Linked DNA regions of Homo sapiens: region 1 is linked to region 2. A link is a contact called in ENCODE Hi-C or POLR2A ChIA-PET data. All regions are on one chromosome and are shown on one strand. The core of a region is the stretch at or near the end of the contact, and the rest is flanking DNA. Distances in the headings are between cores, read along the strand shown.

Region 1 (6,193 bases), core at 3,004-5,503, 180 kb after region 2:
GTGGGGTGAAAGCTCTTACTCTCTGGCAGTTATTTAAGTAGTAAGAAATTTGCTACAACTCTTCCCCACCCCCACGTTTTACAGATAGGAAATGAGCACTTTGACTGTCCAGGTCAGACTTCTGATTTTGCTACTTACTAACTGTGACAGTGGTTGTGTTACTTAACTTCTGTGTGCCTGTTTGCTCATTTGTGAAACAGAAATAATAGTAGTACCTACTTCATTGGGTTGTTATAAGGATTCATCAGAAAATATTTATCCTGTGTGAGGAACGGTGGCACAAAGTAAGTGCTCCATAAGTGTTTGCTAGGGTATTTTTCTTGTCATTGTGTGAAGTAGGTCATGCTAGCCATGCAGGGTGAAAAATGTGTTCATGTTGGTCCAGATCCTGCTTTCTCCCTGAGACCGTTCTTCCGCATAGGCGTCAATCCGTACAGTGCTGTAAAACTGCTGCCTCGGGCACCTCATGTTTGGGGCTGAGACATTGCTTCTGCGTCTTCCCCAGAAGCTGATCTCTTGTACTGTGGTGGCCAGGGTACTCTTTGTCCCATTGACCTGAGGCCTGGTGAGTCATTCCAGTTCTCGTTTAAATTTAGCCGGGCAGCGCTCCACTGCCATCGGGTCCAAATGCCGGGGAGGCTCACTGATGCGGTGTCCTGTTGCCTGTGCACGTGGCCAGGCGTGCACATCACTGTGCTTATGAGAGAGATGAAGAGCACAGATACCACCTTACTGATGGGGGTCCTGGGGCTGGGCTTGTGGGTGTTGGGGGTTCCAGAGCTCCTTCCCTTTCCTGCCTGTCAGTGCAGGATGCTTCTAAAATGTGGACTCAGCAGACATTGTTTTGAGTGCTTGCTACATGTCAGATTCTGTGCTAAGTGCACTCACAGCCAGCATCTCTGTAAGACCTCTAGCTGTCCTGTAAGGTGGGTATCAGTTTCACATTCTCAGATGGGCGGAGAGAAGCCCAAGAGGTTAGTGGACTTTTCTCTAGTAAAGAGTTGTACAGGCCGGGCGCAGTGGCTCATGCCTGTAATCCCAGCACTTTGGGAGGCCGAGGCGGGCGGATCACGAGGTCAGGAGATCGAGACCATCCTGGCTAACACAGTGAAACCCCGTCTCTACTAAAAATACAAAAAATTAGCCGGGCGTGGTGGGGGGCGCCTGTAGTCCCAGCTACTCGGGAGGCTGAGGCAGGAGAATGGCGTGAACCCGGGAGGCAGAGCTTGCAGTGAGCCGAGATCATGCCACTCACTACACTCCAGCCTGGGCAAAGGAGTGAGACTGTCTCAAAAAAAAAAAAAAAAAAAAAAGAGTTGTACCAGGATTTATGTTCAGGTCTTCTGGCTCCATGCTCTCTGCAGCTGGGTGACCAGGGGGCTCATGGCTTCACCAGCTCTGGCCTCCTCAGTTCCTCTGGTGGCTTCTTGCGAGGAGGAAGGTTACTGCAGAGGGTTCAGCTCTTTAGGGGCCCAGGCCGCATGGATCCAAGGACTAGTACGTCATCTCTTACCAACACAGAGAGATCAGCTTCTAGTGATAGAGGCCTTTTATGCTGACTTGAAAAACAGAAAAAGAGAGAAAAAAGAAACCCATTTACAAAAATAAAAATCCCATGCTGTTAATTTCATGCCAGCATAATCAGAAATTCCCCTTTCTACTGTTTCCCCTTAAAAGCCCCGGTGTCCTTATTATGCTGGTGCAGTCTGGAAAAACTATGGTTGGGTTTTGCCTACGTGAGGCTTATCTCTGCAGCTGCAAGGAGGGGATCCGGTACTTTATTGTCAGCATGGAAACTTCCGCTAAATACTTAGAAAAACCTTAATTCTAAATTCCTAGCTCACTTTCAACTGTGTCCTCGGGACCTGATTTTCTTCGGTGTGAACAGATTGTGTTCAGCATTGCAGTAGAAAGGGTCCAAGTTAGGTAAGAGAAAGGACTTCCTGAGACACTGGGGTGTTACTGAGAAAGTTGTTAGAAGACTGTCACAGACATTTTGATGAAGGGGGGACATTCTGGGCCATTTGAAGTGGTTTTTAGAGTTCTTTCCTCTTTAGGGCCATTCGGTTCCCCCAGAAATAAGAAGAAAAGACATATACACGCACATAAACCACCACCACCAGGCTTGCTGAGAACAAGTCAAATGTGCCACCAAACCATCGTCTTAGTGGGAGATGGGGTGGCACTGCAGGGGCAGAAAGACTGACGTCTGATGGACTTGGGTTTGAATACTAGTGCTCCATGGTGAATTTGGGCAAATGACTTCACCTCTGTGAAGCAGCAGTATCCTCTTCTGTGAAGTGAGGTTAGCCCCTACCTCTCAATGTGGTTTTTAAAGTATGTTAATGAGATCACTTGTAACCTAAAGCACACAGAGTGTGAGGCCACCTCCCTACTTCCTGCTTCTCTCATGACCCCAGCCTGACAAGGGAGCCGCTGAGCCCCCTGCCACCCTCACCCGGCGTTGTGCTCTAAGTGGATTAGCTCAGCGTTGTGATCTTAATGCCATTAGGCCTGTTGGCACGGCTCTCCTTGCCATAGTGAGAAGCAGATGTGGCCGACCATAATGGCCCTTAGCGTGATCCATCGGGCCCACAGTGCTGGGGCAACCATTATTAGTGTTAATTTGGGGGAGCTTTTTATGGTAGCTGGGGGAAATGTGGAGGGATTGTTGGAAATTTATTTAAGCTGTTCAGCAGGTTAGGTGCTGCTGGGGTCTACTATGGCAAAACCCTCAGCTCCCCCAACCCATCTCTTTAAGGAACGTCCCTCCCCAACACCGAAGCCCAGGCCTGATTACTTCCAGAGTTGGAGAGACAACTTAGCAGGCTCTTGTTTCTTGCCGATGTACCTTATTAGTAGCACCTGGCATCATAACCCACTAATGGGAACCAGTGCTCTCCTCCTGCGTGGCCAGTGACAAGTAGCCCTGTCAGCCGGAGCTCGCCGTGCGAGGAAGTTCCTATTAGCTTTATGGTCAGGAGAACTTGTCCTGTTCAGGAAATGAATGTTGCCGCTAAAGGTCCGCGGCCCTGACCCTGGCGGCATAACCTGTGCGGGCCGGGGAGACCCTGTGCAGGATGCTTGGGATTTCAGCCCCTCTCTGGTTCTTGTCATATGTAAAGAGGGAATCATTGTGGTATGTTGCAGCCTTGAACTTTTGATTTATGCAGTGAGGGCGACTTAACCGTTTCCATGCCTGGACGGCTGTGCAGTGACAGAGCCGTGTTGTGAGCGTATGTGCCTAGGTACATGTGTGTGTGGGGTGGTCAAGGGGAAGGAGAGACCCCCACGTGCTAGCAGGGGCTGTTGCTGGGAGTGGGTGGATTTCATGGGAGGATTCCTTTTCTTTTTTCTTTTTCTTGCATTCTTGCAGCATCTAAATTTCCTGCGATTGTTGGCTGCAAAGTGGTAAGAAGCTGGAGAGCATTGTGTCTGGAATTGAACCTGGGTTCGAATTAATCTTCTGTCTCTTAGAGGCTGTGTGACCGTGGCAAGATTCCTCACCACTCACTTCCTCATCTGTGAGATGAAGTTAATAACTTCTGATTCATACTGGTGGTAGAGCAGTGTTGTTAAGTAGGTGATGTATAGAGAATACATGGCCCAGCGTCCGGCCAGTGGTGTGGCCTCAGGTTGTATACTTGAAAGGATGTGTATACTTCAGTATTTTTTCCATTGTAAAATTAAGGGTTTTTTTTCTTTTTTTCTTGAGACAGAGTCCTACTTTGTTGCCCAGGCTTGAGTGCAGTGGCGCGATCTCAGCTCACTGCAACTTCCGCCTCCTGGGTCCAAGTGATTCTCGTGCCTCAGCCTCCCAAGTACCTGGGACCACAGGGGTGCACCACCACACCTGGCTAATTTTTGTATATATATATATATATATTTAGTAGAGATGGGGTTTCGCCATGTTGGCCAGGCTGGTCTTGAACTCCCGACCTCAGGTGATCTGCCTGTCTCAGCCTCCTAAAGTGCTGGGATTATAGGTGTGAGCCACTGCGCCTGGCCTAAGTTTTTAAAAATTAAAAAGAATGGCATAGTGCTTTTTTGCTCTTTAACAGATCAAGACCAAAAGTTTTCCCCCCATCATAGCCCAAAGTCCTAAAGAAAGGCTACTTAAGTTGTTCGTTTTCTTTTGTTTCTCCCATGAGTAATGTTTCTAAGTGTGATTTTTGCAGAGAACAGCAGTGTCTGACCTCATTCTTGAGGGGAACTTTTCTGCCTGCCTCTTCTTGAGAAAAAATGTTTGTGAGTTGTCTGGCAAATGGATGCGTTACTTTTGCTGCTGTTGCTGCCGCTGCCGTTTTAAAGGCCCCTGGTGACAAAGGAGTGAACTGCACTTTCGGGGAAAGCATGCCGGAATCTGGCCCAGAAAAGAGGGGCCGCTGGGGGAAGGGTTTGGAGATGACGCCTCCTCAGGAACTTTAAAAGAAATCTGTCCATCTGTCTCTGGCATTTATGGCATCGTTGACAGCAGTTCAAGGAAAAATAAAAATAAGTTCTTATCTGATTGCGGGGCTGATTGCAAAGCCGAAGGACTAGAGTGGCCAGCGAGTCGGGCGGCTGGATCTGGAGTTTTGGAGAAAGGGCCACTGGCTCATTTCTGGGCACGCACGCTCACGGAGGCAAGTTCTCACCTCCTCGTGGGCTTCTCTTCACTTTACGTGGAAAAACTGTGTACGTCTCAAATTAAAAGCAGCTCTTGCCCCGCTTAGAGCCGGTGAAAGCTGCTTCGAAGGCGTTTGTAGAGTAGGGATTGGAAATGTTCAATGCAAAAGTTAAATCGTGACAGTTGTCCCCTAAATGATCTGCTAAATTAAGGATCCGCTAACATTTGTGAGTCTACCTCCCTGCATTCCCCCCACCCCCACCCCCGCCCCCTTGGCAGAAGGGATAAAGATGGTACCTAAAAACAATGTGAAGCGGCTGCTAAATCGAGTGACTCTAAAAACATTTTTCTTTCCTTGAAGTTCAGTGTGGAAAACCAGACTGGACTTGTCAGGGATGCAGACCTATATAGGGCCCATGTGCCTGGCCCCTTTCCTCACTTTCTAGCACAATGGTTTTCATTGCCACCTCTCCCGCGCCTTTCCCCCCTTCATAATTATCCACTATTTTACTTTCTGTGTCCTGACAGCTACAAGAGTAGTTTTTGTTTTTTTGAGCTGAGTAGCTGCTAAATATTCCCCAGCAGCCAGATTCAACGGCTGGGGGGGAGAATAGGCCAAACCTTGGCATCCCCTGTTGCAAAAGTGAAAAATATTTCTGTTTGCAGTTAATTTTAGTGGCAAGCAGATCATGTTAACTGGATGTAATTGCTTCCAGATATGGCCGAGGGTTTTGTGTGTTGAGATGAAGGGTCTGGTAAGTGCTTACTTCCTGTGTAAATTAGCCTATTCCATTCAGTCTTTCATTCTGGCCAGCCCTGGATTCTGTCATTCTGCTCCCATTTTCCCCCTCCCCAGCCTGCAGCCTGGTGTGAGAAGCCGCTTGCTATGTTCCTCTAAGTGTAATTCTTTTGTCACTTGGAGCCACTCTCCTCTTGGTTCTTGATGTGAGTTTGCCCTTAAATAATGAGAAGGGTTTGAAAAGATGCCACCTGGACCCCAGGCCACCTCCCGCCTCTTTCCCAGCAAAGGCAGATCTGAAGAGCATCTCCTGGTCATGGGGGTTGCATCTTGGAACCCAGAACTCCTTGTTTTCTATGCATTTTTTTTTCCTACTGCCCTCTGACCCCCGACTCTCACCTGGGAGAACACCTTCTCTTTCTCTCAATTAGTCCGACTCCTCCTCAGCCTGAACTAAGCACGTTCCAGTGGGTCCGAAATCTCAGAAAAAATGAAACGGCTGTTGCGCAGAGGAGAAGGTTGTGGCCACAGAAAGGAGTTGCCTCATCAGACGTGAAGCCGCCACCTTGCCTTGCAAAGCAGGCTGCACCTCCTGACACACCTGCCCCTCCCTGCAAGAAAGGGAGGGGAAATCCCACCCAAGAGAACCTTCTCCAGGTTCCTGTGGGTTTCCAGGGTTGCAACTGAAGAAAAGTGTTAAGATTCATGTTCTCCTAAATTCTGCTTTTGTCCTGTGGCCAGTCCCACATTCTTAGTGCTATTTGCATAAGAGGTTGCTGTTTATCTTCCTATATCAGCCCCACTGATAACCCCTGTGGTCTGTTTAACAACCTATGAGGAGTAGA
Region 2 (5,609 bases), core at 1,833-4,332:
GTGGTGGCACACACCTGTAATCCCAGCTACTTGGGAGGCTGGGGCAGGAGAATCGCTTGAACCTGGGAGTGGGAGGTTGCAGTGAGCCGAGATCGTGCCATTGCACTCCAGCCTAGGTGACAGAGCGAGAGTTCATCTTTTAAAAAAAAAAAAAAAGCAATAAACCAGCCTGGCCAACATGACGAAACCCTATCTCTACTAAAAAATACAAAAATTAGCCAGATGTGATGGTTATGATCCCAAGGATGCCTGTGAAACCAGGTACTCAGGAGGCTGAAGCAGGAGAATCACTTGAATCCCAGAGGCGGAGGTTGCAGTGGGCCCAGATCGCACCACTGCACTCCAAACTGGGTAAGAGACCGAGACTCCGTCTAAAAAAAAAGTAAAAAGCAACACAACACATAATTAGCCAGGTGTGATGGCATCGTCTGTAATCCCAGCACTTTGGGAGGCTGAGGTGGGAGGATCTCTTGAGGTTAGGAGTTGGAAACTAGCCTGGCCAACATGGTGAAACCCCATCTCTACGAAAAATACAAAAATTAGCCAGGTATGGTGGTGGGTGCCTGTAATGCCAGCTACTCAGGAGGCTAAGCCCCAGAATCGCTAGAACCGGGAGACGGAGGTTGCAGTGAGCTGAGATTGCGCCACTGCACTCCAACCTGGATGACAGAGTGAGACTCTTTTTTGTTGTTGTTGTTGAGATGGAGTCTCACTCTGTCGCCGAGGCTGGAGTGCAGTGGCGCGATCTCAGCTCACTGCAACCTCTGCCTCCCGGGTTCTTGCCATTCTTCTGCTCAGCCTCCCGAGTAGCTGGGACTACAGGCACCCGCCACCACGCCCAGCTAATTTTTTTGTATTTTTAGTAGAGACGGGGTTTCACCATCTCAGCCAGGATTGTCTCCATCTGGGATTACAGGCCTGAGCCACCGCGGCCGGCCCAGAGTGAGACTCTTGTCTCAAAAAAGAAAAAGAAAAGTGTTAATTGTATTTCTGTATGTTTGGGCTCTGCAAAGTTAATCATCAGGTTACTGGAAATTTAATTGTCTTCTTTTAAATTTATTTTTATTTTATTTATTTATTATTATTATTTTTTGTGATGGAGTCTCGCTCTGTCACCCAAGCTGGAGTGCAGTGGCATGATCTCGGTTCACTGCAACCTCCACCTCCCGGGTTTAAGCGATTCTCCTGCCTCAGACTCCCAAGTAGCTGGGACTACAGGCACAGTCACCATGCCCGGCTAATTTTTGTATTTTTAGTAGAGACAGAGTTTCACCATGTTGGCCAGGCTGGTCTCTTGACCTCGTGATCCGCCAGCCTCAGCCTCCCAAAGTGCTGGGATTACAGGCGTGAGCCACCGCTCCTGGCCTATTGTTATTTTGGGGGGCCAAGTCTTGCTCTGTTGCCCAGGCTGGAGTGGAGTGGCACAATCTCTGCTCACTGCAGCTTCCGCCCCCTGGGTTCAAATGGTCCTTGTGCCTCAGCCTCCCCAGTAGCTGGGATTACAAATGCATGCCACCACCCCAGCTAATTTTTGTATTTTTTGGTAGAGACAGGGTTTCAAGACTGGGTGTGTCTCACATCTGTACTTCCAGCACTTTGGGGGGCCGAGGCAAGTGGATCACTTGAGGTCAGGAGTTTGAGACCAGTCTGGCCAAATGACAAAACCCCATCTCTGCTAAAAATAAAAAATTTAGCCGGGCATGGTGGCAGGCGCCTGTAATCCCAGCTACTCAGGAGGCTGACGTTTGAGAATCGCTTGAATCCAGGAGGTAGAGGCTGCAGTGAGCTGAGATTGCTCCACTGCACTCTAGCCTGGGTGACAGAGCAAGACTCTGTCTCAAAAAAAAAAAGAAAAGAAAAGAAAGAAAGAAAGAAAGAAAAGGGACAGGGTTTCGCCACGTTGGCCACACTGGTCTCGAACTTCTGACCTCAAGTGATCCACCCGCCTCTGTCTCCCAAACTGCTGGGATTATAGGCGTGATACCATGATGCCTGGCCTTAATTGTCTTCTGAAGGAATAAGAAACTTAGTGCCTCCCGTGTGTCTGTGCTGTCTCTGAAACAGAAACTGATAGTGGTCTTTCTAGATCTTTTCAGACCTCCGTTCCTCTTCTGCACTCCCTCTCTTGGCTTCCCTGCACTGTGGCTTCCAAGGCCCACACCTAGGACTTTTGTTGGAGACGTCTCCTTGGCTACTAAAGCTTTGTCTGCCCAGGAAAAGACCAGGAAATATCTGGGAGTTCACTCCCTGTTCCCCTTAGCCAACAGCTGACAGGTGGGAGTGAGAGTGTGCAGGCCAGCTTCCCTTGTGTGGTTTTCACTGTCAAGTTTCCCTGAGGGTTCAAGCTGAAACCACGCTCCCCTTTCCCAATTTCTATTGGGAGTATTTCTAAAATTGATTGCTTGTACACAAAGCCTTATTATAGGTATGTTTCAGGGAAACCTAATCTAAGACAGTCAGCGTTACAGAGTTTTATCCCTCCTGTCAATATTAAAATTTGATATGGCTTTTAATTTTTTTAACTTTTAATTAAATTTTTATTTGACCAAGAGAAAACTGTCTAGAATTGTCTGACATTTAAAATCCACTTAAACAAAGCAGATTACCACCTTCAAGCATCACAATTATTCAGCATAAAGAACCTTTGTTGAAACATCTTTCTCATTTATTTAGGAGGAAAAATAAATCTAGAACAGAACCAAACAAAACTTTTTTATTTTTATTAAAAAATTCCAATTCTTAAAATACCATGAACCATCTACTGAAACTGTACTTCAACAAGGGGCAGGATTTATCTCAAGGCCATGTTCACCTGCAACCTGCTGATAAATCTCTTTTAGAAAACTTAAGTGGCTCTACTGCGATTATTGACTTGTGTCTGCTCCACTTGACTGTATGCAGATCGAAAGCAGGGTTGGTGCCTTCATAATCTCTAAATAATCTGAACATGGAAACGACTGCTTTGTGCTTTTAAAGAGCTCATATACTTCTAGTCCTGTTCCCTGGGGCATCCTCTGAAACCTGATACACCAGTCTGCCTACCAGGACACTGTGTTACTGGCCCGCTGGGTGGCCAGAGACGAGCTTTACTCTACTAGAAGACGCAGTTAGTCCCTCTGGGGTCCTATCTTCGTAGTAAATCCCTGATATGGCTTTTAATAATATTGTTTATAACTTTTCAGATGTGCAGAAGACTTATTCCCATTCTTAGGAAGACAGTAGGAAAGTTACACTGTAACTTTCACCCGTTCACCCTCTCTTCACCCAGCTGAATATCAGTATTCAGCATAAATGCCATTTGTGAAAAGTCACTGAGGCTGGGCATGGTAGCTCACACCTATGATCCCAACAATTTGAGAGGCTAAGGCGTCTCAGGAGTTGAGCCCAGGAGTTCAAGACTAGCCTAGGCAACATAGGGAAACTAAAAAAAAAAAAAAAAAATTAGCCAGGCATGGTGATACTTACTTGTAGTCCTAGCTACTCTGGAAGCTGAAGTGGGAGGATCACTTGAGCCCAGGAGGTCAAGGCTGAAGTGAGCTATGATCACACCACTGCACTCTAGCCTGGGTGACAGAGCGAGACCCTGTCTCAGGAAAAAGAAAAAGAAAAAAAGAAGTTACTGAGTCAGTTTCCCAGGAAACTTGGGAGCTCCTAGGGACCAAGAGTTTGGAAGAATTGCAGTAAGGAGGTAGGAGGAAGGAACTGGCCGGTCATAAGCTGTGTGAAAACAGATCGAATGGGTTGGTGTGGATTGGTGCTGGTGAACGCAAAGAGGAGAATTTACAGCAAAGACGAATAGTGGTGACATGAAGAGAGGCCTGAAATGACTTTGAAATCATTTGAAAGTGCACTGTATAATAAAACTTAAAATGAGTTGGCATAGTTTTCTGGGGTTGCGCAGAATTGGTTAAGGCAGGCACGACAGCCACCACAAGGTGGTGCTCTGATTATATTCACAGCCACCAACTCGAATTTCCTCAGAGCTTTACAGTTCCCCACTCTGCTCTCAGTCTTTCTGGGCTCTAACTAGGGGTCTGTCACACTCCAGCCATACTCAGCCAGCCTATTATTAGTGCCAAGCCTTCCTCCTGGCGCGATGACAGTGTAAATTTCAGCAATGGCAGAAGGGGGACAAATACAGCTGTTGTGCATTTTAGAATAATTGCTATAGGCCATTTGGAGACAGATTTATAATAACAGCACTTATACAGACTTATACAATATTTCACTTTCCTATTTTATCCCCGGTCAACACTCTGCATCATGAACTTTTGAATTCTTTCAACTCATGTGAGTCTAGAATTATCTTCCCCCAATTTTACAAAGTGAGGCTTGCACCCTCCCCCCGACCCCGTTCCCAGAAGGCACCATGCACTCTCATCTCAACCTCCAGCCCTTTCATGTGCAATTCCTTTTGCTGGGAGCTCCGTTCACCCTCTCCCCACTCAGATGAATATCAGTACTCAGCACAAATGCTATTTGTGAAAAGCCTCCACCTACTCCCACTCCAAGTCTGGGCTCCTTTCTTTGCCTGGGTCCTCTCCAGTTCATCCATCTATAGGCGTTTCTCTCAAAGATTTCTTATCTGTCACCTCCAATCCACCTCTCCCCAGCTTTCTTATCCATAGATTGTCAATGTCTATCACAATTTCCTACTTACTAAGTGGATGAATGAATGAATAAATAAATAAATTTCTAAAGGATCAAAGATCTTTCCTCATCTTGAGTCATAGCAGAGATGGAAATATCCAGAGATTTACACCTGAACCAGAACATCTCACTGGCTGCAGTAATTGACTGCCTTTCCCCAGAAAATGTCTAAATGGGTCTAAATGGAAATGTTGGGGGCCCTACAGTGAGCCATAGATCAGGGGAGATCCCCCAGTGCTGGCACAGCAAGACTTCAAGGCCCATAATCTGTGCAGAAGATCTAAACAACATAGTGTACAGGGTAAGACTGTCTGTCGTATATTGTAGTCTCACTAAGCGGTTTCTTGGAATTGATGTCATTGGGAGCGTAAACAGAAGCAGCAAGCTTCTGTGTTCCTCCAAGTTCCTTCCACCTTCTATTTTCCTCTAGCTTTTGGGGTACATCTTACCCCCAAGGACTGTAAAATCTCTGAACTTGGAGTACACTCTGAGTGAGTCAAAGGGACTCATGATCTGCCTGCACCGGTGTCTCATGTTTGTCTTTTGCACTAATTGCTCCCTGGTTCTGGAGCAAACCAAATAAAGGCAATCTTGCTTCAGAACCAAGTTGTCATTCTCACCCATCCTTTGTGAAATGGGTGGTGAGTGTATCTCATCTTGGATGTGGTTATGAAAAGGCTGGATTCCTCTTGGCATCATCTTTCTGGCATAAGCCAGAATTCTTTTCTGTTCATTTGTTAATTCTTTCTTCCCTGTTTTCCTCCCATCTTTCTGGAACACTCAATGAACACTTACTAGGTGCCAAGCTCTACGATGGAGATATAAAGCTGAATAACACAACATTGCTCCACCTTCAAGGTATTCACCAAATTCTAGACTGACAGAAAAGTAAACAAATACTTATAACACACCTGAATGAGTACTGTAATGTAGGAATATATGAGGCCTTGTAAGATCAA

The links. A loop is a pair of places that touch in the nucleus more often than their neighbours do. ChIA-PET counts read pairs that join two places held with the same protein, here RNA polymerase II (POLR2A). Pooled maps may share reads with other maps.
Region 1: a pooled map shows a loop between it and region 2 (3-fold over the local background). The contact joins two enhancer-like sites. A Hi-C loop is called at or near these places in 2 of 50 pooled maps. POLR2A ChIA-PET finds 5 or more read pairs at or near these places in 3 of 52 experiments (B cell, PC-3 and WTC11).

What each region holds. Positions count from the first base shown.
Region 1 is chr11:114,071,763-114,077,955 of GRCh38, forward strand. The region is part of intron 2 of ZBTB16 (zinc finger and BTB domain containing 16); the gene reads left to right. Among named protein-coding and RNA genes, the nearest start is that of ZBTB16, 15 kb to the left of the region's middle. Within about 2 kb of position 4,254, at least 14 of the 41 ENCODE cell types and tissues checked have a DNase peak (open chromatin) inside an H3K27ac peak, as active enhancers do.
Region 2 is chr11:113,892,554-113,898,162 of GRCh38, forward strand. No RefSeq gene overlaps it. Among named protein-coding and RNA genes, the nearest start is that of HTR3B, 9.4 kb to the right of the region's middle. RefSeq lists a silencer at 3,221-3,421. Within about 2 kb of position 3,083, at least 2 of the 41 ENCODE cell types and tissues checked have a DNase peak (open chromatin) inside an H3K27ac peak, as active enhancers do.